Regions from separate parts of the Homo sapiens genome. Here region 2 is linked to region 1. Evidence: chromatin loops called from intact Hi-C (ENCODE). Cell type or tissue: gastrocnemius medialis. All regions are shown on one strand. Each heading gives the region's core, and the rest is flanking DNA. Links, peaks and the distances in the headings are about the cores only. Region 1 overlaps ANTXR1 (ANTXR cell adhesion molecule 1). Region 2 overlaps ANTXR1 (ANTXR cell adhesion molecule 1).

Region 1 (12,176 bases), core at 1,794-9,793:
GGAAGGGGGGTAAGGCTGTGTGTGTGTGTGTGTGTGAGTGTGTGTATGTGTATGGATGGTGATGGGAGCTGGCTCTATTGAGTCTTTGACTTGAGGCTTTGGAGTTGGTTCGGTTCTGTTTGCAGCTTGAAACTGGAGTCTGTAGCCCTGAGTTGGGGGCCTTGTTTTCCAGACCTCAGCAGAACAAGGACTTTGCCTATCTCAGTATGAAATCAGAGAGTGGGGACAGATTATGTCTAGAGTCTTTTCAGCTATAATTTTCCAGTGCTCTCTGACAAGTGGCATAGTGCAGATGTTTATGGGCATGGCTAAAGATTGAAGGTGTTAACTGAATCATGTGAATTCAAAGCCATTTGGACCAAGAAGAATAGAAAAGAGGCCTTCAGGCTGGGCATGGTGGCCCATGCCTGTAATCTTAGCACTTTGGGAGGCCGAGGTGGGCAGACTGCTTTATCAGGAGTGCAAGACAGGCCTGGGCAACATAGTGAAATCCGTCCCTCAAAAAAAAAAAAAAAAAAAAAAAAACAAAAATTAGCTGGGTGTGGTGGTGCGTGCCCGTAGTCCCAGCTACTTGGGGGTTGAGGTGGGAGGATGGCTTGAGCCTGGGAGGTCGAGGTTGCAGTGAGCAGAGATCACACAACTGCACTCCAGCCTGGGTGACAGAGTGAGAACCTGTCTCAAAAAATAAATAAATAGAAAATAAAAAAGAGGCCTTTAGGAAACATTAACTGCCTCCAACGGTTTACACTTCCCAATAAACCAAAGAGGATTTTAAGATCTGGAGGTGTGGGGGAAAGACAGATGGTGGAGAAAAAAGATTTGCTTACAACCAGAAAGAGTGAGTCCTAGATCCATGACCAGTGAGATTTGCTGGTGGGCCCTGATACACTGGCAGGAGGCGCAAATAAAAGGGAATGGGCTTATATTATGGCAAAAGGAGTAGAGATTAGCATTAAGGAGAAGGCTGCCATTTTTCTTAGATAGTAGATTGTCTGCTAAGTGAAGTTATGAGATGCTATGGAAATTTATAGTCACTCTCTGGGGTTACTACCCAAGTTACTTGACTCACAGTCCATGCTTTTTCCAGTACCTTGCCATGGTGATTTTTTTTTTTTTTTTAATATGGAACACTTCACGAATTTGCATGTCATCCTTGCCCAGGGGTCATGCTAATCTTCTCTATATTGTTCCAGTTTTACTATATGTGCTGCAGAAGTGAGCACCACGGTGATTTTTAAAAAGCCTAGTTTTCAACCCAGATTATGTGGAAATTGACAAAGTAATTACTAGTACTTTCAAGTCCATAATTTTAGATAATTGTTCCCCTGTGATAAGCTGGGTTTTAGGTTGGGATTTTATCATGTGGAAAGATTTTGATTCTTCACTATGTAAGTGTTTTATCAGGACTGATGATAGATTTTTTGAGTAAAGAGACACACCTTGATTGGAGAGTACCACTTCCGGGGGGAAGAAGGCCGACGCATATTGTTGTTGAGATTTCGCGGCTCAGGGAATTCATATTCCTGCTCCGGCATCTTGACTCTTGCATTCTTTGCCTTTTCCAACTTAGCACCTTCTTCTGTGGAGCCCTTTTCTCCCCAACGAACCTAAAATAAACAAAATACAATGAAATGAAATGACAAAATATGCTGCCCCTCGAGAATGAGAATGACAAATACATGCATGAGTTGCAATGTGAATGCTACCCAACCCTGGATTCCTTTGGGTTTTGAGGGCCAGGGAAGAGGGAAACTGTGGAAAAAGAGAAAAGGGGAGGACCAAAGGAGCAGAGAGCTGAGCCACATGGGTGGATATTTAGGGAGGAATTGTCCAGGCAGCGGGGACAGCACATGCAAAGACCTTGCAGGTTCAGGTACGAACTTTGGATTTTATTCCAGTGAGAAAAGAAATCACGAGGACGTTTGAGCTGATGTGTGACCTGCTCTGACTCACGGTGGGCAAGACATGGAAACGCACAGTGAAAGGCTGTCCCTCCTATCTCTCCATCCGTCTGCCTTACAATCCATATCCCCACCAGACCTCAAGGAGGTTTTCAGCAATTTGCTTTGGGTTTCTGACATTGAGTCATCAGTGTGGTCTACGGCCATACTGCCCTGGGCATGCCTGATATCTAGAGGCTAAGCAGGGTCAGGCCCGGCTGGTACCTCGATGGGAGTAGTCAGCACATAGATAAGTGTATATGAAGCTGTCCTCTTACCTCCATTCTTTTAATGCCTCCAACGCCTCTCCCACCATAATAAGAGGCGTCTACCGTTGGCCACTTTTTCTTAGGCAGACCATCATCATCTTCTTCCTGCAGAGAAATTGTGGCACATGAAGGAAGCAAAACAGCACTGCTGTGTGGACCTGCCTACTACAGCCAAGTGATTAGGAGTAGAGCTTATAGAGTCAGACTGCCTGGGTGCAATCCCAGTGCTACTGTTTCCTAGAACCTTGGGCCAATCACTGAAACCACCTAAGCTTGTTTTCCTTATCTGTAGAGTGGGAATGTAAGCAGTGCTACCTGGTAAGTTTGTGGTACAGTCCTGTTCTCTTGTTCTCTTCTACAGCTCTACTCCTTTGTGGGAATCGCATCTAACCCCACCTACATGCTAATGACTTGTGACTTTACATCTTCAGCCCTGATGCTTCTGAACTCCAACTGCTCACTTGACATTCACATTATTTGGGGGCTAAAAAACATCTCAACAACACCACAGCAGAGATGTCCTGATTTCCCTACCCTAAACATGCTCCTCCTGTAGTCTTCCCCACTGCCTCTCTCTTCTTTACTGCCTCTCCCCAACTTGTCCCAACTTGCCAGCTAGTTCTGTTGCTACTACTTAAAGATCTAAAATCTGTTGACTTCTCCATCCCCACCACCACTATCCTGGGCCCAAGCCCCCATGCACTTGCTCATGGACACTGTGGTAGCTTCCCAACTGGCCTCCTGCTGCCCTAAGACTCACCTATGATCTGTTCTCCACAAAGCAGCAGAGTAAGTGCAAACGCCAGCTCTGCCCTGTGTGTTCTGGCCTTTGCTCACCTTTCTGGCCTTCTTCCTTATCATGTGCCCCCCTCCTCCTGAGCTCCAGCCTGCCTGCCCTCTCTCAAATACTCTGGGCAAATTCCTGTCTTGGGGCCTGTGCACAGTGTCCCCTTGTCCCCTTGTCTAGGAAAGCACTTCCCCCACCCCATCTTCTGATGGATGGATTTTCATATTACTCCTCAGAGAAACCTCCCCTGGAAATTTCTTCTAAAGTAGCCGCGGTCTCTTCATTCCATCAATCTGTTTTATTTTTAGTTAAGGATCTCATCATGGCTTGATATTTACTTAATATCTGTCTCTCCACACTAGAACGTACGTTCCACAGAGGCTTTTGTTTGTCATGCTTACAATTGTATTCCCAGTCTTTAGAATAGCACTATGTTGTATGTGGTGGGTGCCCAAGAATTATCTGTTGAATTTACAAATAAGTTAAATAAGATGACTCAAATAAAGCAGTTAATTAAGTGTCTGCAACTTAGCTCAGTGACAAGAAGTTAGTGTTTATATTTTTTAAGATGAAGAAAGAAGATGAGGAACTTGTAACTGTGGATGGAAAAAGGGAGGAGATGTAGCAACTGCTCTTCATCTTGGCACTGTAATTATTCTTGTTGTGGGGAGAAAAATATCACCATTTATAGTCATGGATGGATTATAAGGAAGTGGCATGATTTCTCTCCTGGGTAGAGAAAGGAAGCTGGAAAAGGGGTTGATAAAGCAGAGGAATGAACAAAAGAGGGAGAAATTGCTCACAATGCTGAAGCCTGCTTCTCACAGCCTTGTTTTGGTGGCATTTGGGTGAAGTCCTATGCAGGGCACCACTGCGTGGGATGGGGCACCCCATGCAGGAGGCAAGGTGCAAAAAAGCAAAGGCAGGAGAGGTCAGGACAAAAGGTGACAAAGCAAAGCAGAAACATGTTGGCACATTAAGACTCCCTGAGTTACATGTTGTGCTTGGGATGGGCAGTCTTCTTTAAAATGATTTTCAAAAAATTTAATACATCTTAAAGGACAGAGAGGTCACAGCAGACTAGGACGTACAACATTCTGACAGCTGACACTTGGGTGTCTCTCTCTCTCTTACTTGGTTGCTCGCTCTCAGATTCTGCTGACCCTTGTATTCTAAGTGCAAAGTAGGTGCTCGATAAACACATATTGCATTCATGATAACACACCATTGAATTTATGCAGCCTTTCCCATGTTATGTGCCAGTCACTCTTTTGAGCACTTTAAATGTATTATTAATCCTTTAATCTTGCAACCACCCAGGAAGGTACATGGTGTTATTATTCCTATTTTAGAGAACGAGAATAGAGACGTTAAATGACTTAGGTCACCCAGCTTGTATGTGACAGAGCTGGATTTGAACTCATGCAACCTCATTCTCCTTTGATTGTTTCTCAGCATTGGCCAGTCTGGATTTTGTTCTTTTGTGGTTTGCTTTTCCAATCATTTGATGGCAACAAATACACGCTCATTTTTGACTTCTCCTTGTACCTGCTAATTTTGATAATTTTTTTTTTTTTTTGGAGACAGGGTCTCACTCTGTCACCCAGGCTGGAGTGCAGCCTCAACTACCACAGCTCAAGCAATTCTCTCACCTCAGCCTGCCTGAGTAGCTGGGACTACAGACACATATCAATGCACCCAGCTAATTTTTCTATTTTTTGTAAAGATGGGGTTTTGCCATATTGCCCAGGCCGGTCACAAACTCCTGGGCTCAAGTGATCCTCTCACCTCAGCCTCCCAATGTGCTGGGATTACAGGTGTGAGCCACCGCACATGGACTTAATTTTGATAATTTATAACTGCAAAATATAACAAAATAAAGTCCCCAACACAATAAAATATTATAGTTCATATTACTTTACCTTAGAATTTCCGAGGTTTCTTTCACCTTATGATGTGAAAGCAGGAATCTTATATGTCCTATATGTGGTTAAACTTTACATTGGAGGTGGATGTATGTTTCTGTGTAAGTGGCTGTGAACACAGATATACAAAATATGGCTCTGAAAGCCTGGGCATTCCCAGTCTGGGGCAGTTTTCCAAAGGAGATAACAGAAATTCTATCCCCTAAAGCTGAACACAGCAGCACCACGAACGTTAAGAAACTCCAAGAATAAAGCCGCTTTATTCCACAGGGGACTCAACTAGGTTCATGAGCCTCTTAATTTTTTAGGAGCTCATCTAATTAAGTCTTTTCACTGCACAGAAGAGGAGTCAGATCTAGAGAAATGAAGTGACCCCTAAAGGTGAAGTTCTGGTGTGGTTTTCTGATGCCTTGTCCAGGGGTTTTTCTCCCCCTATATTTTACGAAAAGAACTTAAAGAAGGATTTACAACTGGCTTTCTCTAATTCGCAACCCCGCTGAGTGCTCAGGATATAGTAAGATGCATGAAGCCGGTTTCCCCGCTTTCCAGGTTCCACTTGCACACGGGGGCAGTTCTCCCTCTAGTCCCTGGCCCCTCCCTCTTGCCCCTGGCCCCTCCCTCTTGCCGCTGGCCCCTCCCTCTAGTCCCTGGCTCCTCCCTCTTGTCCCTGGCCTGGGGAAGGAGGCGCCGCCCTCGTGCTCAAGGGCAGGGCCTGGCCTTCTCGCAACAGGAAATGCCTAGGGCTTGGGCAATCTCCACACGCTGCCGCGCCACCGAGCCCGTCGCTTAATCCCCTGACCGGAGCTGGCCTGCCAAGCTCAGACAACAGCACCAGGCAGCACAAAGGCCCAGGGGCTGACGGACGGGAGAGTCAGAGTTTCCCCTGCAGTTAGCATGGGTCTGTTTACACATTCTGGAGACAGAAGGGTTTTGCAATCCCCAGGAAGAGAAGGGAATCTTTGATGTGTCTTTCCATTTGGCCAAAAATGGACGGAGTAGAATCCCAGCCCCTCAGCAAGGCCACTAAGAAACTCGGCAGCACTGGAGGGTGGATTTTTACATCTCATTAAATCATAAAGGCTCTTGAGATCTTCCTCCTACACTGCCCTTCAAGGATGGTAGCAGGGAGGGAGAAAACACCAGTATAGAAATCCTCAGTGTGAGCTGGCTTTCCTTTAGTAAACAAAACAAAACAAAAACCTTGCTGTCCTCTATGGTTATTGGAGGATGGGGCTGGATGAGCCCAATTGCTGTGAATGAGAAATCAGGGGCTTGTGGGGAATGAGAAGATGAGCAGAACAGAGTGGGGCAGAGCTACCAGTGAACAGCTACGACCCCCAATCCCCCCGAGTGGTGGGGGTGGCCGGTGGTAAATAAGAGTCCCTTTAATATTCCGTCAGGGGTTGTGGGCTGCACTATACTTTTAAACCTTCAGTAAAATTTGCTGCGCAGTTGGATTTGTGCCAGAGCTGCTAGATCGTGTCTAGCAAACCGAGAAGATGAGATAACGCGGAAGAAGCGAGGAGTAGGAGTCAGTGGTGCCTGGGAGAAACCGCAGGGATTGGGGAGGGAGGCCGGTTTCCCATCAAGGGAAGTTGTGTTTAAATCTGAAAGGATGTGGTGGCTCCAGACGTCCAGCTGGCTGGAGCTTGGGTAACACAAATGGCAGCACATTCCTCAGATGGTAGAGGCCCCTTCTGACCTGCGTGTCCTCAGGCAGACCTGGGTGTGCCTGCAGGCACAGTGCTGTTCGAGGAAGAAACAGCTGTAGAGGATGAAGTCTGTGAACTCACTTGGTTAGCCTGTAATTGGATTAGCCCTGTGCTGTCCTCAGACCCTGAACTTTTCCCATCTTTCCCAATCATGCCAGGCTTTTGTGCAGCTCCACGCTTCAACATGCAGGGCTCCACATGCCTGGAAAGCCCTTCTCCCATTGCTTCTACCCATCCCTTAATGTTGTTTAAGCGTAACCTATTCTGCCAAGAACTCCCGGGTTCCCCAGAGAATGCAATGCTCTCGCCTCATGAGTTTCCACAACTCCACCTTCCACTCACTCAACACGTTTAACTGTTAGTTATTAAGCAAACCAGAGGGTAGAAAGGATGAATTTTCCAGATTCTGGGACTGCCTCACTCCTGCATGTATACTGTGCATGGGACAACTCCACAGACTTGATGTGAATAGCGTCCCCTGGAGTTGTGCAAAGGGTGGCCCTCTCAGACTCAATTGATAAGTTCTTTAACTTTCCTGCTTCTCTGGTATCCATTTACTAGAAGAGCCACATGGCCGGTTTGACTCAAGAAGGCTTACAACTCCCAGTTCACTGCAGGTTTCAATAGGAACTATCAATGAAAAGGAGCACATAACTGAAAGAGAATCAAACCCAAGGCAGTAGCTTTAAATCAGCTTTTAAATTAATTTTAAATGTCATTGAACTGGAGCACATCTTAAATGCATAAGCTCAACAAGAGATTTTTATTTGTCAATTATTTCACTAACTCAAGCAACTATCATTGAGTCCCCATCACCTGCCAGCACAGTGTTATATTTTGAGAAAATAAAGAGAACTCAGCTGTCGACAATATTGTTTACATTTATAGAGGAGTGAGTTTCGTGAGAATGACGACATGAATTAAAGGACTAAGGCTACAGAAACTCCCAGGTCTGGGAGGCTTCGAAGGGCAGAACTTAAAGTAGAACTGGCAGGACTGTCTCATTTGGTCTTTGGGGAGAAGTCAGGGAGATCCCCTCAATGTCAGTCTTGGAGGTAAACTCCTAGGAGTGAATTGGCAAGTCAGAAAGATCCAGCAATACTTCTGTTTGTAAATACAACACTCCAGAGGATTTAAGATTTCACCATTCTGAGCCGCATTTCACATGTCATGGCACCATTATATCTGTTTACGTAAACAAAGTGATTAAAGACAACACAAGGATTGTCCTGTATTCTTCAGTAAAGAATAAGGTGTTTATTTTCCTAGCAGCAATGTTCTTTTTTTTTTTTTTTAAAGTATTAAAACATAGAATACGGAATTTTGGGCCTTCTCTAGGACTTCTGTTTGGAGTGTATGTGTGTGTGTGTGTATGTGTGTGTGGGGGGGTGTCTGTGTATGTGTATTTAATGGTCACTGGCAAGAAGATGCCTGACAGTAGCTTGGCCCTTCATCCCTCCAGGGTGGAGGCTACTCTGGGTGTCTGTGTAGACATGGCTGGAAGGATGCCAGACCTGTTGCTATTAGGAGTTCAACTTATCTGGCCCTGTATAATTTTCCATAGCTCAGTTTTCCTATCTAAACATTTCTTGCCACAGAGAAATTTTTAGGATCAGTGAGCATAATAATAAATCTGAAAATAAGCTCATCCTTCAAAGCCAGGTGCCTATTGTTCACTGGATGGGCATCAATGCTTTCAATAGGCACCCCTCTCCCTTCAGATACAAAATACCAACCTATAGATGTCCACATATTCACATCCTTTCCCACTCTCACCCGCCCCCCAGTGCATATATACTAACCCATGATTAAAACAAGAAGACACATTCTTCTTTTTTTGGAAGAGTTGGGGTCTTGCTCTGTTGCCCAGGCTAGAGTGCAGTGGCATGAACATGGTTCACTGCAGTTTCCAGCTTCTGGGCTTAAGTGACCCTCCAGCCTCAGCCTCCCCAGTAGCTGGGACCACATGTGTGACAGCCACCATGCCAAGCTAATTTTTATTTTTGTAGATATCGGCGGCGGGGGCGGGGGGCGGTCTCCCTATGTTACCCAGGCTGGTCTCGAACTCCTGGCCCCAAGCAATCCTGCTTCAGCCTCCCAAGGTGCTGGGGTTACAGGAGTGAGTCACCATACCAAGCTCCCAGATATATTCTAAAGCTTCATGATGAGACATGGTGACATGGGAGCATGAAAGAGAAGACAGGCGGGAAACATAGGGATAAGAGAGCTAATGAGAATAGCTACACACTAGGGCCATGGACAGAGCACAGAAAATAAGTAACCATCTTTACGTCAGTCTTAAAAGGGGCTGTGTGCCCTGTGTGAGTGACACGGGTCAGAGACAGGTGACACTGCCACTCAAGAAAGGAGCACCTGATGCTCCCAACAATGAGCATCAGGAAGACTTGCTCTTGGTTGCAGGAGCTACATTGTCTTCAGGGACCAGTGAGGAAAGACTGCTCTATGCTTCTTTTTCAGGTACAAGTTTGAATCCCAGTCCCATCACTTAATAACTGAAATATTGGGGCCACTGGTATTTTAATCTCATTATACCTCAGTTTTGCATCTATAAGGTAGGGGTTCATAATAGCACACTTTTGTTTCAGGGCTGCTGAATGATAAAATGAAATGTACCACAAAAAGTGCTTCACATAATTGCCTGGATAGTTATAAATGCTCAATAAATGTCATCTTCAGTAATTAACCACTATTATTATTAATTTTCATACATTCACATGCAATATCCACCAGGAATCTCTGCCTTTCTTCCTGATTAGGACTGATTAGGTCACCAACTTTATAAATGTCCAGTTACACTCTCTCTCTCTCTCTTTTTTTTTTTGAGATAGAGTCTTGCTCTGTCGCCCAGTCTGGAATGCAGTGGTGTGATCTTGGCTCACTGCAACTTCCACCTCCCAGGTTTAAGCAATTCTTCTGCCTTAGCCTCCTGATCAGCTAGGATTACAGGAATGTGCCACCATGCCCGGGTAATTTTTTGTATTTTTAGTAGAGACAGTGTTTTGCCATGTTGGCCAGGCTGGTCTCAAGTACTCTGCCCGCCTCGGCCTCCCAAAGTGCTGGAATTACAGGCATGAGCCACTGTACCTGGCCCAGTTACACACTCTCTTAAGGCAACTCTGGCAGAGAATCTCACACTTGCTATCAGCGCACAGGAGCACTCATTCTAGAGTTGTTGAATAAATAAGATTTTTAAATATCAAAAAACATTGGGGCTACTTACATACCTTTTACCTCTACCCTATTTGACTTCTCTAATGTCCCTCAAGTCAGATTCTAAGACCTTGATTTGCTTGATGCTAAAAAGTACAATGTTTTAACTATTATTGCCTATGTCTCCAGTTTGGGTAGTTTCTTGATTTATTTCTGACATAATATTTAGTTGATTAAGCCAGAGGGTTTCAAAGGGAAATGAACAAGGGGAGGCGCTCTAGGCTCCAGGAAAGGAATGTTTTGTTTTTCATTGCAAATAAAATGTACTAGTCATCTGTCCAGCCCAGGTCTGGCCAAGGCAGTGTGATTAAGGAAGAAAATGGCAGGTGTTTCCAGAGCTATGCCTTTGATAGAGTGAGACAGGACATGGGAAAGGAAGCATCTTCTCTTTCCAGTACATTTACTTCATATGTAGGTCTGTGTGTGTCTGAGACATGGAGCTGCTTGGGGCTAAGCCATAACCCACTTTCCATTCAGTCATGGGGCTTCCTGCTATCTATTGCCTTTCAAATATGCTTGATATTGGGAACGATAGGATCTTTGAGAGCCTGTAAAAGTGGCAGATGTTGGAAGAATATGGTATGGATTCCTGGGTGTAGCTTTTATTTTGATAGTATTTAATGAGACCGAAGTTTAGTTTCTGAAACAATACTATTTCAGAGAGGCCACAGGGCCTGCACCAGGTCCATTCCTCCTTCTGAGGGGAGCTATTCTCACCATGGCCACGGGGCTTACTAGGAAGCTTCTCTTTGGCCAGATGTGACCCAAGAGCACCAGTCTGTTGGTTGGCTGTGAGCTGTGACTGATGATCTATGGTCTGGAGTGAAAAGATGAGCTGGACCAAGTATTTTCCCCTATTGGGAACTGAAAGATGGAAACTGAGAGACTCAGCTATAAGCACTGGGGGCAGATGGTGAAATGAAGACTAGAAATATCAGATGGAGTCAGGAGAGAGGGCTCTGTACAAACCAGAGTTACAAGGGCAGAGAGGCGGCCAGTAAGAGAAGGCAGAAGGGAATAAATTCCCAGAGAGAAGCAGAGCTGCTAGCAGTGAAATCGAAAGCCCATGAGGGTGGTGTCTAGAGCTGCCTCAGTTCTTTCCCCAGCCACAGTCTACCTGAGTTCTTTCATCTTGGACTAGCTTGAACTGGTCTCTGTTTTTTGCAGGCGAATGAGGCTGATAAAAACTCAAATATGGTCATAAAATCCATGGAAGGTGATTACATGCAGAACAAAACCGTCACATGAAGTGCTCCATTACTGCATTCTCCCACGAACTGCCAGTTATTTGGAGTAACTGGAGAGTTAGGGAGGGATCCCCACTGGTGCCACTTGAGAAGATTCTTAACCCAGGAAATGTCCCTCTTAGTTGTTAAAACTGAGCTTCCTTGCTTCTATTGAGCTCTTCAAGTTTCAAGTAATTTCTCTTTGTACCCTCTTCATACAAGTGTGTCACCGTTGGTTACATAGAATCTCAGCATATAGTTCCTTTTTCCATTCTGAATTTTTATATTTTCTATTAAAAAGGTCACTGAGAGCTTATTATAAAGTTATCTTCATTCTCTAAGTTTAGTTATTTAAATAGTAGACATGCCTCTCTCAGAATATGATGTTGATAGAGCTGATGAAAGTTGGGATAAATAATACTGAAGGTCTTCATATATACGGCAGAGAGTGTTTGATTTCATATAGCTATTTATTGAATGTTAGACACTGGGATTTGAATACAGGGAACTAGAGGAAAAGACTGTCTAGATTGAGACTATGATTTTCAGAGCATTGTATAAAATACGTTGCACGGGCTGTGTTAGGTTATCTGTTTCTGTGGGATTTCTTTCTTTCTTCTTCTTGTTATTTTATTTTATTTTCCTGCCAAAATACATTAGGAAGGAGATTAGGTGGCCTAACTCACAGGGCCAACACACACGCTAAGGCAATCAGCACATGCCAAAAAGCGCCTGATGCTAAAAAGTACAATGTTTAAATTTTTATTGCCTAGGTCTCCAGTTTGGGTAGTTTCTTGATTTATTTCTGACGTCATATTTAATTGATTAAGTCAGAGGGTTTCAAAGGGAAATGGAGGGGAGGGGATCTAGACTCCAGGAAGGGAATGTTTTGTTTTTCATCAGCCAATGAAATGTACTAGTCATCTGTCCAGCTCACGTCTGACCAAGTATAATCAACTGCAGGTGTTCACGTGAGTTATCCCTTTGATAGAGTGACAGGGGACAGGTGAGGAAGCTTCAGCCCAAAAACTCCTTTAAGCCTAACATAACCCTTTAGATTCAAGCATTCTGAGGTTGTCATTCTGT
Region 2 (12,176 bases), core at 1,297-9,296, 96 kb after region 1:
CCAGTAAAAACACAGCTTTCCCAATCTTAACTTAAAACATCTGGAAGGATGCAATACAGCCAATAGAGTAAAATTTATCAGTGAGGGGGATGGGCAGGATTTGTCTGGGACTGGGGCTCCTACTCATTTGAAATGTCTGGTTTCAAAAGGTAGGAAGTCACAATGGCAGTTGGTGGATTTGAAGGGTTCTCGTGGTTCTTAGCAGCCAAGACTGTATGGTAATCAGCCTGTCTGAACTGTAGCAGACAGCAGATCAGCTCAGGGACTGGAGACTGTGTGGGGGTAGGGAGGCCCGGGCAGTGGTAGCCATGGCAGAGGTGTAGACACAGCACTGGGGAATCGCTGATGGGAAATCACTAGATGCAGTGGAAGAGACTTACACAGGGTAAGGCTGATGTTAGAGGTAAGAGGCTTTAAGGTGAGGGTATGATTGATCTGCAGAGGAGAGAGGGATAAGATAACTGCATGCCTCAAGTATAATCCCATGTGAAGAGTTGGGTCTTGGCCCTGGTCCGTATTTACCTGACCTATGCTCCTTTACAAATCCCTTAACTTTTCTGAACCCCAATTTTGGAAAGCAGTTCAGTATCCTGAGTAATTGCTTGGAATCTGGAATCAAATAGCTGAGGTCAACTCACTCATGAGCAGTGTGACCTTGGGCAGGTTCCATAACCTCTCTGAGTCCCTGTTTCCTCTCTATAAAAGTGGGATAACAATAGTATCTACCTGAAGTACGAGCATAAAGTTGTTGTGTGGGAAGATTAAATGAGATCACACAGGCAGAGCCCATAGCACAGTGCCTAAAACCTGATAAGTAATCAACTAATGGTAGCTATTACTATCAAGAACTTAAGCTCTGGAGACTGAGAAGATAGACTTGGACTCTGAATGGGTTTATATTCAAATCCAAGTCCCATCACTTACTGGCCATGTGGACTCGGACAAGTTATTAAACCTCCAAATCTCAGTTTCCTCTGCTGTAAAATGGGATAAGAAAAACACCAACTTCAAGGGGCTGTATGATGGTTAAATAAAATAACAGTCATGAACGCAGAGATATTTTGTTTGGAAAATCAATCAGATTTAGGTAATAAAATTCATATTGGATTGGACGGTGAGGGAGAGCATGAGATCAAGGAAAACTGACAAGGTTTTTGTCTTATAGACAGAACTAGACAGATGTGATCGATCCACAGAAAGTTAATAACCCTTGGGTCACCAGCCAGCATGAGCACCTTATGAAAATAAGGCACCAAGAAGAGTGGTCAAAATGACCTTGGCAGTAAAGCACTTAAGAGAATGTCTGGCATGTATTCAAACAACAGTGGCTGTTAGCTCTTCCTTTGTCATTACTATTGCTACTGCTGCTACTTTTGGGCGTGGACCGTGGTTCACATGTGCTTACGCCCCATCGCCCACCCCTGGCCTTCTGCTTAATCATATTTGCTGACAAAAGCTGAACCAAGGTTAATGCTATTTTCCTGCCAACTTTTGGACAGATTTCAAAGAGAAAATAGATGGAAAAGTATGTTTGAAATCCATAAAGAGCTAAATAATTGTCATGTGTTGTTTCTGGTAAGTTGACTTTTGTACATCTCATTGGATTATTGGTGGGAGGACGAGTAAGAGAGGCAGCGGATGTACAAGAACTTTGCCAAGTTACAGGAGCTGTTTGATATATTTAAAGTGAAATCCACTGTGGACCAGTCCGGGTTGTATAGAAGAGTTTATTTTTTCAAATTCTAAAAATCTAATGTCCTTTGTCATGAAGTTCTCAGTTTATGCAGAGATTTCTCAAGAATCTTTACAGAACTGTGAATATCTGCACAGAGTTATAAGGAATCCCTCCCTTATCATAGGCACGGCATTTCTTTTTTCTACTTGCTCTGCTTCTTGCTTTAATAAACAACCAATCTTTATTTACTTGGCCATTTCCTGTTGGAGAACTTTTTTGTGTGTTTATAATGGACCAATCTCTTTTATCCCTTGATGGTATAGGTGTCTTTTGCTTTCACACATATTTCAGAAAGTCTTTCAGAGCATGTTCCTTGGTGTCTTATTTGTTGTAAAGGGCAAATTCTGGTTTAAAGATGTATGGGGTTTGAAGTATGCTGGTGTCAAGGATGGTTAAGTATCTACCGACCATTTACATCTGTTCAGTTGTCTAAGACAAAAACCTGAACGTTTAAGTTAGCCTTGCTCTCTCTGTCACTCTCCAAATCCAATATGAGTTCTGCCACCTAAGTGCTGGTGATTTGACCAATGAAATATCTCTATATCCATGCACATTTTAATGTAAACTGCCATCCTTTAGATAACTTATCCTAGTTTATAATTTACAGTGTTTTTTTTTTATTGTTTGGTCACTGTCTTCTTAGATTATAAACTCTACAAGGAGAAGGACTGGGTTTGTTTTTACTTATTATATTCACAATGACTAGCCTGGCACATAGTAGGCATTAAATAAATATTGGATAAATAAATGAATAAATGACACACTTCCTGCACGTCTTAATAAACTGGCATTGTAGCATATTATGTATTAATCTCCCTTTCCCCCTATAAGTGTAACCTCAGGGTCTTCTGAATACAAGTCCATATGCTGCATCTTGTAATACTCCCCTCGTCTGATTAAGTACCACCATCTTTGGGGACTTGCTGCCTTCCCAAGAGGCCAATTTCAACACCTCATTTTTAAAAAATTGCTTACCTTAAAAAAAAATGTTGTAGGCATATCATAATCCCCTGTATTAGGTCGGCCGCTTTGTAAAGGCCTCAACCCCTTTTCTTGGGAAAAACATAGAGAACTGTAGTTGGCAGGTGGGGCCCAGCCTCCCACAGAAGCGCCACAAACATTATTACAGCTGATGGCAGAAAGCACATTGGATAAGCCTGGGGATAGCCAGGCAGCTTGGGACACACAACTGGCTCAAACACATCTTCAGGACTGTCAATGTTGTCCCCATGAATTTTGAAATGATTTAATCTCTAATTAATAAAATGTTTAAAAAGTTGCCCCGTCTCTACTAAAAATACAAAAAATTAGCCAGGTGTGGTGGCAGGCGCCTGTAGTCCCAGCTACTCGGGAGGCTGGGGCAGGAGAATGGTGTGAACCTGGGAGGCAGAGCTTGCAGTGAGCCGAGATAGCGCCACTGCACTCCAGCCTGGGCAACAGAGCGAGACTCTGCCTCAAAAAAAAAAAAAAAAAAAAAAGTTGCCTTTTCTAACTAAATTCTCCACACTTTAATAGGCACACATATTGTTAACCATGGACATTACCCCAGATCCATGTCAGTTCTATAGAATCTGACTTTAAATAAAAATGGAATATGGCCACGTGCAGTGGCTCATGCCTGTAAGTCCAGCATTTTGGGAGGTGAAGGTGAGAGAATTGCTTGGGGCCAGGAGTTTGAGACCAGCCTGGGCAACATAGCAAGACCCCATCTCTAAAAAAAAAAAAAAAAAAAAAACTTTACAAATACAAATATGGAATATTATACACACGTATTTCTGGGATTCATATATGATTTTATGTACACTAATACACTATACCAAATACATTATACCACGCTTACATGCAACAAAACACATTTTGAAGCAGTTTGTGTATCTTAAACAATAAAGCTTATTCTTAAAACATGCCAAAGTTTTTGTCTGAGGGAGGGCACCCCACTCACTTAAATAGATGCTACTCTGTTAGTTTCACACTCAATGAGAATCCGATCCAAAGGAGTGTAGGATAAACAAGGTTCTAAAAGTAGGAAATTCATTTGTTTCCCCACTAAACCACTTTCTTCTCATGTCTGCAGGAGAAAAGCTCAGAGAGCTGGGAACTTCAAAATGTGGTTTATTTAGTAAGATGAGCAGACTGGAAAAGTGAGTGGCCTTTCTTGGGAGCTGATTTCGTTCTAAAATTCTGCTGTTGCTTTTATAGTGGGTCTCAGCAGATTCCTCAATATAGGAGGAGGGGCTGCAGGAAGAATAGGAATGATCTGAGGATTAACTGAACATGCCCCTCTGCAATCTTTGTAGCCTGTTCAAGCTCTGGGAATTCTTGTTCAATTTGGACTTTTTAATAAGCTGAATAGAAATAATAGTGTAGGAGAAATGCCTGGTCTGAGTGTCTGCAAAATCTGAGTCTAATTAATGACTGCTGAGGCAAAAGATTTTTTTGAAAAAAGATTCTCTGCCCACTACAGAAATTACAATTGATTCTATTTATGTTTCGTATCCAAGCCTGCTAATGTGAATGGTGCCCAGAATGCCATGTTTTACAGATGCAATCTTGGAAGAGAGGGGAGGGGAGAGGCTGAGGGGATTTTACAAGAAACGGAGCCACAGACTGCCCTCTTGTTGTGCAGTGTAGGTCTTCCCTGGGTCACAAAAGCTCTATGGTACTCTGGGTTGCTTTATAATTAATAAATATGCAAAGCACAGGGCTGCATATCATGGGAAATATGACACATAGGGCAGTCTTTGGGATTGCACAACTTAGCATGTGACCAGGAGGAATGGCAGAGGCATGGAACAGATCCACATGCCAAGCAAGAGCTTCAAAAAATTGGTGCCACTGGAGTCCAAGGCAGGGAGAGCTCATGGAAGAGGAGAGAGCAGGGCAGGCTTTGTAGAGATGGGAAGACTGAAGGGTGCCTTTGGACAGGATTCAGATGGGGCGAAGGAAGGGAAGGAGGTTGCCTCCAGTGACCAACAAGCCTGATTTATGAGAAGAGCTGCTGCTGCTGAAATGTGCCTCCCCATCTGCTAGCCCTGGAAAAGGGATTAGTTCAATAAGGCAGACACTTTCCAGGACTTTGGGAATGTGACATGAATTCTGATCACAGGAAAACCCTTTGCAGTTCCTGTTGGGGTCTTGGAAGAGTAGCTGGGAGGCAAGCCTGGAAGACAGATTTCACCTTTTATCACAGCTTTGTTAGGGCCTGGGCCAGATTAGGGGATTACATTGCTTCCCATGAGTGGAAGGGACAAATCAGCACAGGATCTGGTTTTCATAAATAAAATAAATTTATATATACCATGGAATAGATTGATTCCTCGGTTCCGTTGATCTCACAGTTTCCCTGATAACAAGGATGGTCATGCCACAGCTTGCGAGAAATCCTTGCAAACATAGTTGTGTTTGCTCAATGCTTGTTGTTTATTGTTGATCAAACATGCAGAAAGCTCTATGTGCTGACTCACTCTCCTTAACAGGAAGCCTGATGTCGGCTTAAATATTTATTCGAGGGAAATTCTCCTAGATGGAGATGGCTTGGTGCCAGCAGCTGTGGGCTCTCCTTTTCAGACAGTGTCCTTGGTTTCAGGCACCACCCTCAGTTGCACACCAAGTGGGGATAGCTGGGAGGAGGAGCTGGCATCACGGTAACCAGGCCGAGTGTTGGGATTCAAAGCTGCTGACCCATCTCGGTGTTATCTGAACCCAGCTTTTATGCGGGTTCCTGTTTCACTGCCTGAAACACTTTTGAAAAGGCAAGCAAAGACCCAGGAGCCTTGCTGGACCTTTGCTTCATACTTTTGCTCGAGGGCTGGTGCTAAATTCACCAGTTGTGGTCGGTGGAAATTCCCTGAAGAAGCCACAATATGAGAAGGCACAGGAATAGTTTCTTCCTTTACAGTGTTACTGGCTTCAAGGGCTACAATCTTCCAGCCATCCAGACTTCTTCTTGTAATTTTATCACCATATTCTGCAGAAGCGAGTGGGAAAACTGTCGTGGTGCTCAGAGGTAGAGTCCTGTGCAAGTGTGGAAGGGGAGATGTTCCTTGCAGCCTGTGTCAATTCTCCAGCTTCTCAGGACGATGGTACTTCATCCGTTGGGCAGTAATGATTTCTGGAGGTGGTCTCTACCTGGTAGTAAGAGGCAAAGTGCTCCCCTGCCCATCCACGGTGTATTCAGATCAGGCCACATGGATTCTGGTCTTGCCTCTGTCAAGCCAGTTCACGTTTTCAGTCCTCAGTGTCTTCCTCTCTGAAATGGAGCTACTTCCTGGCCTGCCTGCATTGTTTAGTAGAACACAGTGGGCATTCACATCGTGGGCATTAGAAAGACTTGAGTCTATTCGGGATCACTACTCACTGTGCTGTGTGGCCTTGGACAAGTTGGTGAATCTCTCTGAACTTTTAGTATCTACTTCTATAAAAGGGGTAATGATTTCTACATCAAATGGCACCTGTGAGGATTCAAGGAGATGATTATGTGAAATGATTTGCACAGTACCTGGCACATAGTACGAACTCACTGAATGGTGGTTTTGATTATTTTTAGCTTCCTAAGAAAATAGAGGTAGGAAAAATCATGGGCTCTAGAGTCAAGGAAAAAGTGGGTTCTAACCCTGCTTTCCCCCTTAGGGCTGTGTGGTCTTGGGCAGGTTATCTGAGCTTCAGTTTCTTCATCTGTAACATTGGAATAGGAATATTTATTTTGCAGCATTGTTATGATTTTTAAATGAAATAATATTATATGGGAAAAAGGGATAATGTCTGGTTCCAAAGTAAGTTCTCTACAGCTGTTAATTTCCTTCTGCCCTTTTCCTATCCCTCTCAGTTAAGAAACTAAAATGGAAAACAAGTGGGAACATTTTGAAAAAATCTGACACATAAGTACTTCCTCTTGAAGGAGAGAGGATTGAAGAACAGTGGAAAGATCAAAACATGAGCATCAGATTGAGGAAGCAGAGCATCTGGGGATTTGATGAATCCAAGCCCTGGGCAACTGGCTTCTGGTAATCCAGTGGTGATTTTCCATTTCCTCAGACATTTATGGCCAAATGTCATGAAAAGAGCAGAATCTTTGGAACCAGAGCTGAGTTCAAATTCCCCACTCCACCATTATAAGAGGGCAGACCTGAGGGCAGTTTCTCCAACCTTCTTGCACCTCAGTTTCCTCATCTATAAAATGGGGATAATAAATCCTTCTTCAGAGAGTGGTGGTTAAGTGCCTGGCAGAGGCGCTAATAGAGAGAACGTGTTCAAGTCATAGTGAGTTTTCTTCTTCAAAGGCCGAAATGCTATTGATTCTGAGTGCCATGATGTCTAGATTTCCTGAGTCTTGATTTCAAGCCTGATTGCTCTATTGTCAGACTCTGTACCTAGCTATAGTTTCCTATTGTCCTTGGATTTAGCTTCTGCCTGCTTCTTCATGTCATCTTCTGCCTTTCTTCACTTTAAGCATTGGTCTTTCATTCTCCTATGCACTGTACTGGGCCGTGCTCTGCCAAGAACATTCTATCCATGCCCTTCCAATGGATGGCTCCATTACGTCCTTCAGTTCATCTCTTCAAAGGAACCTGGGTTCTTTGTCAACCCTTTTACTCTTAATCTCATGGCCATGTTATTTCTTTTATTCCTGTTATCACAATTTTAATTCCACATGATTATTTATTTACTTGTTTTTAATGTGTCTCTCCCACTGGATTGTAAGCTCTACCAGGACAGAGCCTCTACCTGCTTTAGTTGTTACTGAATGGTCAGAGCCTGCCATAAAAGATTTTCAATAAGTATTTGATGTATGAATAAATACTAGCCCCTGCATATTAATTTAAGGTTTAAAAATATGAGCATTATGGGCAGAAAACTTTGTGAAGAATTTGAGCTTATCAGAAGCTGCTCTGCAATCTTATTTTGGATAATTAAGCCCAGTCCTATTTTATTATGAGAAAATAACCAGCCACAAAACAACATTCATGGGAACAAGCTGGGATAGAGGCTTCAGATGGGGGGGAAATTGAGAGTTTTCTTTTCAGTATCCAAAAGGGGAAATGAATCTACTTCTTAAAAATAGTTAGCCAACTTTTAGGCCGTAATTATTTCTGTCTGATTTAAGAAAGATGAGCTCGCTCTACTTGTCCCTGTTTCTCTGTCCAAGCAAACGAATGAACAACTGCCATAAACATGGGTTTCGAGTACTGGAAGGATCAAAACCACTAGCATAACTCACAGATAAAAGCTCACAGGAATGTTATCATTCAGCTAAAAGTTTGGAGACTAAAGTCTCAAATTAGTTTTCTTTCTATTTTGAACGATAGTTTCGCTAAAATTTCTTAAAGATCTTTGCAGTTATTTCCATTTGGGGATGGAGGAAGTTTTACAAACATTTGGGCTCATGTTGAGCTTGGGTGAGTTGCTAAGGCTGATGTATTCAAGGACAACACTGATTTATGCATACAAAAAGAGTCCAATCATCTATGTGGGAAACAACACTTGGAGTTAGGCACACGGCTCATAAGAACGTCTGAACAGATAAGAGTTGTCCCTTTTCAGAATCTAGCCATCTTAAGGCAGGACTATTGCCTCCTAATTGGCCTACAGTCTCTGGGTATCCCCAGTCTCCCTCCCACGTATGCAAGCACTGCCATCAGATTATTTTCTTAACTTGTTTCAGTAACTACACCCACTGCCTATAGGTTAGAGGCAAAACCCCTTCGAGGCTCATGTTAATCTGGTTTCAACCCAATGTCTAGGCTTATTTTCCATTACTCCTGACTCCTTTACCCAAACTGTCCCACTAGATAGATAGGTATTATTATTATTATTGACCCCTGAGTATGCTTTTCTGTCTTCCAGCCTCTAGGTTGAGGTCATAATATCTCTCCTTTGGTGGTACCCATCACCTTTCCCTGGTTTTTCAATGATTCGGGTCTGCGCTGCCTTCTCATGAGGACTCCTGCCCAGAATAATCCACCTCTGAGCTTCTTAAGGATCCATGATCGGCCCCCAGTCCTGCTATTAATCATGTTTTGCATCCCTTGGGTTGTTGTTTTACATGGTTATTGTAGTTCTTGTTGCTTACACTGTCAAGTATGCCACAGTGACCCCAGAAATAATTTAGAGTAGGAGTCCTTCACCTGTGGACTGACAACTGGGTCTGATAATTCTCTATGCTATCAATAATTTCCACTTTCTGGTTAAGGTAGCTTGAGGAGGCATATATTCTTTGCAAACAAGCACTTCTTGAATAAAACAACTGTCATTGGAACATAATTAAGACAGAAATTCCCAACCTGAGGTGGGATGAATTTTTGCAATTCTGTATTCTTAAGGTCAGATATGTCAATGTTCTAAAAGCATACCTGGGGCACTTAAAAAAAAAAGCAGATTTGAAATATATGGATCCCTTGGATCCATCTGAAACTCAATGCAATAGAATCTCTTGGGAATAGGTATTACAAACATAATTCTCAAGTGATTTTTATGCATATTCAAGAATGTTTAGGGGATCAAAGGAAGCTGACATTAATATCCGTCATATGATAGGGAAGAGAAGTGGAAGAGGCAATAATTCATATGCCTTGAGTGCCTATTGTATGTCTGGAAAAGTATTAGGCATTTTCACCAGTAATCCTTGTAATCCTCAAACAAGCCTATGATGTAAGTCATCATCAGTCCCTGTTTCCAAACAAGAAATGTCCAAGGATCTCTAAGTGTTAAGTACGTGGGCCAATGAAACTCTGGGTTGCCGGGCTCTGAGCTTCTTACTTCCCACTCTGCATTCCACTCTGCTGGAGCTCCTAGCAAACCCTGAAGGGAGAGCAGCATGGAGGCACAGCCATGCTGGAATTTTCCTGGGTTGGTCTGGGAGGGCTGGCAGATGCTGAGCCCTTGGCCGGTAACCCCTGGATCAAGACCCCCTTGATGTCTTAAGAGGAAAGTGATCCCCTGAGCTCTGAATTTGCATCCTGGACCCCAAGTCTGTAGCCTGGTAAGCTGCCAGTGAAGATCACAGATGCCTGCCTGATCACAAAACCTAATGGTGGAGGCTGCAGAGCATCTGAACATCATTGCAGGTGCAGCACACATACTGACCTGCTGGCTGAGGCTTTAAGACAGTAGCATCCAATATTCTATTTGGACCAAGGGCCTTGCCTGTGTATGGGAGGTGGAGAATAGAGGCCCTGGAAGCCAGTGTCCTGTTTACTATTCAGGAAAAGGTGTGAAGAAAATCACCTATGTGTGAAGGAGGACTGGTGACCGTGCAAACCCTGGACAACACTGGAGCCCATGTATTTGGGGATTATAGGTCGAAAGCAGTGGGTCTCAACATTAAAATCACCTGGGGAGAGTTAAAGAAACTCTTGAGGTCCAGGCTGCACCCCAGACCAGATGCCTAGGCAGCAGTGCTTTTTAAATCTCTGCAGATGACTTCAATGGACAGCCTGGTCTAAAGTGCATCCAATGGCCAAGTGATATAAGTCCAAGCCTACAAGTGCTCTGAAGGCAGCTTGTGTTCAGTCACAATGGGAAAGCTGAGGTGGTCAAGCGTAAACCACCAGCCACAGTCTGCCCAGTTAGGAGAACGGAGAGGGCCTCCTGAAGCCTGGCTCACTGCCAGAGTAGCGCCCCTTTCAATTGTTAATTTTCCACTGCAGGGTACAATTGAGAAAAGATGTGTAAAAGGCAGAAGGGAGAGATGGGACGTGGCAGACACAAAGATATAGGAAGAAATGATGTTCTCTTAAGCAGAAAAACACCAGGCTTTGAGAGATGGAATTGGGGTATTAATAGCAGATCAGAGACGGAAGGTGCCTGAATGTCTAGTCTCAGAGGAAGAGCTCTACTTACTGAGTGGATGATGCCTTGCAGAGCCTGAAAGCCGTCATTCACGGGAAACACATGATCCTTACTGTCCGCAATCCGGGCCAGCTGAGAACACAGCAAATACACAAACACATGGGGAGACTGTTAGGCTTGGATGTGGAAAATTTAGGAAAGCCGTTGGGGCTAAGGGGCTCTAGTTATATTCAGAACCCAGGGGAATATGAGGCCTTCACTGGGCTCAGGGGCTGCCCTGAAAAGCCATCAGTAATAACAAGCTCACCAGTGGCCTCTCTGGAGCAGGCCAAGGGTTGGCTCCAGCTTTTACATTTGTTTCAATACTTTTCTCCTCGGGAGCAGAGGTAAGAGCGCCCAGCTTGATGAACGCTTGGCCTGGGTTGATATGTTTATAAATTTGGGCACAGGCCATGGGCTCATTTTTCTCCCCTTCACCCAAATTCCTGTTGGCAACTTTATCTGAATCAAGCAGATTCAAGTTCCCTTTCAGAGCAAATTTAAATTCAAGCTTTGGTGTTGGGTGAGGCCACCTTCACCTTTCACCCAAACTGCCCATTAAGGAAAGGGCCCTTGCAGTTGGTTTGGCTGCTCCTGCTTTATGTAGCAGGAAACTGAGGGCCAGGAGAAGCCGATGTAGGGCTTGTCTGCCCCCAGATCTCTGTGTGGTTCTGTGACTGCCACAGAGTCAGTGTCAGCTGTTGTGTATGGCTTCTAAAAAAATATGTTTTATTGTTTTTACTGATTGCAAAAGTAATACTTACTCATTGTAAAAACTTAGGAAAATCCAGGAGAGTTAAAACAAAAAGAAAACAAACGTTACTCATAATCCTCTCTGTTCATCTATCATCTATCTATCTTTATTAGCCATTTGATAGACACTGTTCATACTTTTTCTATGTGAACATACAAATGTCTATTTTAGAAGTGAGCACATACTATTCTCACTGCTTTGTAATTTTGTTTTATTCACTTAATGATATATCATGAGCATTTTCCTATGCCATTAAAACAAAAAGAAACGATGAACTACATTGAGGTACATGTATTTAGATTGCTAGTAAGCTTTTACAACTTGCTTATTATATGCACCTATACACATTTTTTTGCCCACTTGTCCAATTATTTCCATATTTTTGTGTTGAAAATACTTTGCGTTTTTCATGGGTGAAAAGGAACATTTGTTATTTGAATAAGAAAATCATACTTGTCAAATTAAATTTGGCCCGGGTGTGGTGGCTCATGCCTATAATCTCAACACTTTAGGAGGCCATGTTGGGAGGATCACTTGAGCCCAGGAGTTAGAGACCAGCCTGGGCAATACAGTGAGGCTTTATCTTTACAAAAATTTAAAAAAAAGTAGCCAAGTGTGATGGTGTGTGTCTGTAGTCCCAGCTATTCAGGATGTGCACCTGTATACCAAGCTAATCAGGAGGCTGAGGCGGGAGGATCACTTAAGCCTGGGAGGCAGACGCTGCAGTGGGCTGAGACAGCTCACTGTACCCCAGCCTGGGTGACAGAGTGAGACTCTGTCTCAAAACACAAACAAACAGAAAAAACCCGTTTTCCAAGTTAATTCAGATATCTTTTGACATCCTGGCAATTTAATGTTTGC

The links. Hi-C counts contacts between places; a loop is a spot of excess contacts. Peaks named below come from ENCODE experiments on the same cell type or tissue, not always from the same donor. Only the 100,000 strongest peaks of a DNase experiment are listed, where the experiment ranks them.
Region 2: it touches region 1 in a loop (2.4-fold over the local background); 5 of 110 quality-filtered maps call a loop at or near these places.

The regions. Positions count from the first base shown.
Region 1 is chr2:69,171,924-69,184,099 of GRCh38, reverse strand. ANTXR1 (ANTXR cell adhesion molecule 1) reads right to left here. Exons shown (of 18, transcript NM_032208.3): 15 at 2,219-2,314; 16 at 1,440-1,607. It also overlaps the pseudogene RNA5SP96 and the pseudogene RNU6-1216P. Among named protein-coding and RNA genes, the nearest start is that of MIR3126, 74 kb to the right of the region's middle. RefSeq lists an enhancer at 5,429-5,723 and a silencer at 6,449-6,743. In gastrocnemius medialis, for the core only: no CTCF peak of the experiment used is centred there; DNase peaks (open chromatin) are centred at 5,679, 6,579 and 9,651; H3K4me3 peaks cover 823 bases; H3K27ac peaks cover 2,324 bases.
Region 2 is chr2:69,075,886-69,088,061 of GRCh38, reverse strand. ANTXR1 (ANTXR cell adhesion molecule 1) reads right to left here. Exons shown (of 18, transcript NM_032208.3): 8 at 10,574-10,654. Among named protein-coding and RNA genes, the nearest start is that of MIR3126, 22 kb to the left of the region's middle. In gastrocnemius medialis, for the core only: no CTCF peak of the experiment used is centred there; DNase peaks (open chromatin) are centred at 4,511 and 5,341; H3K27ac peaks cover 430 bases.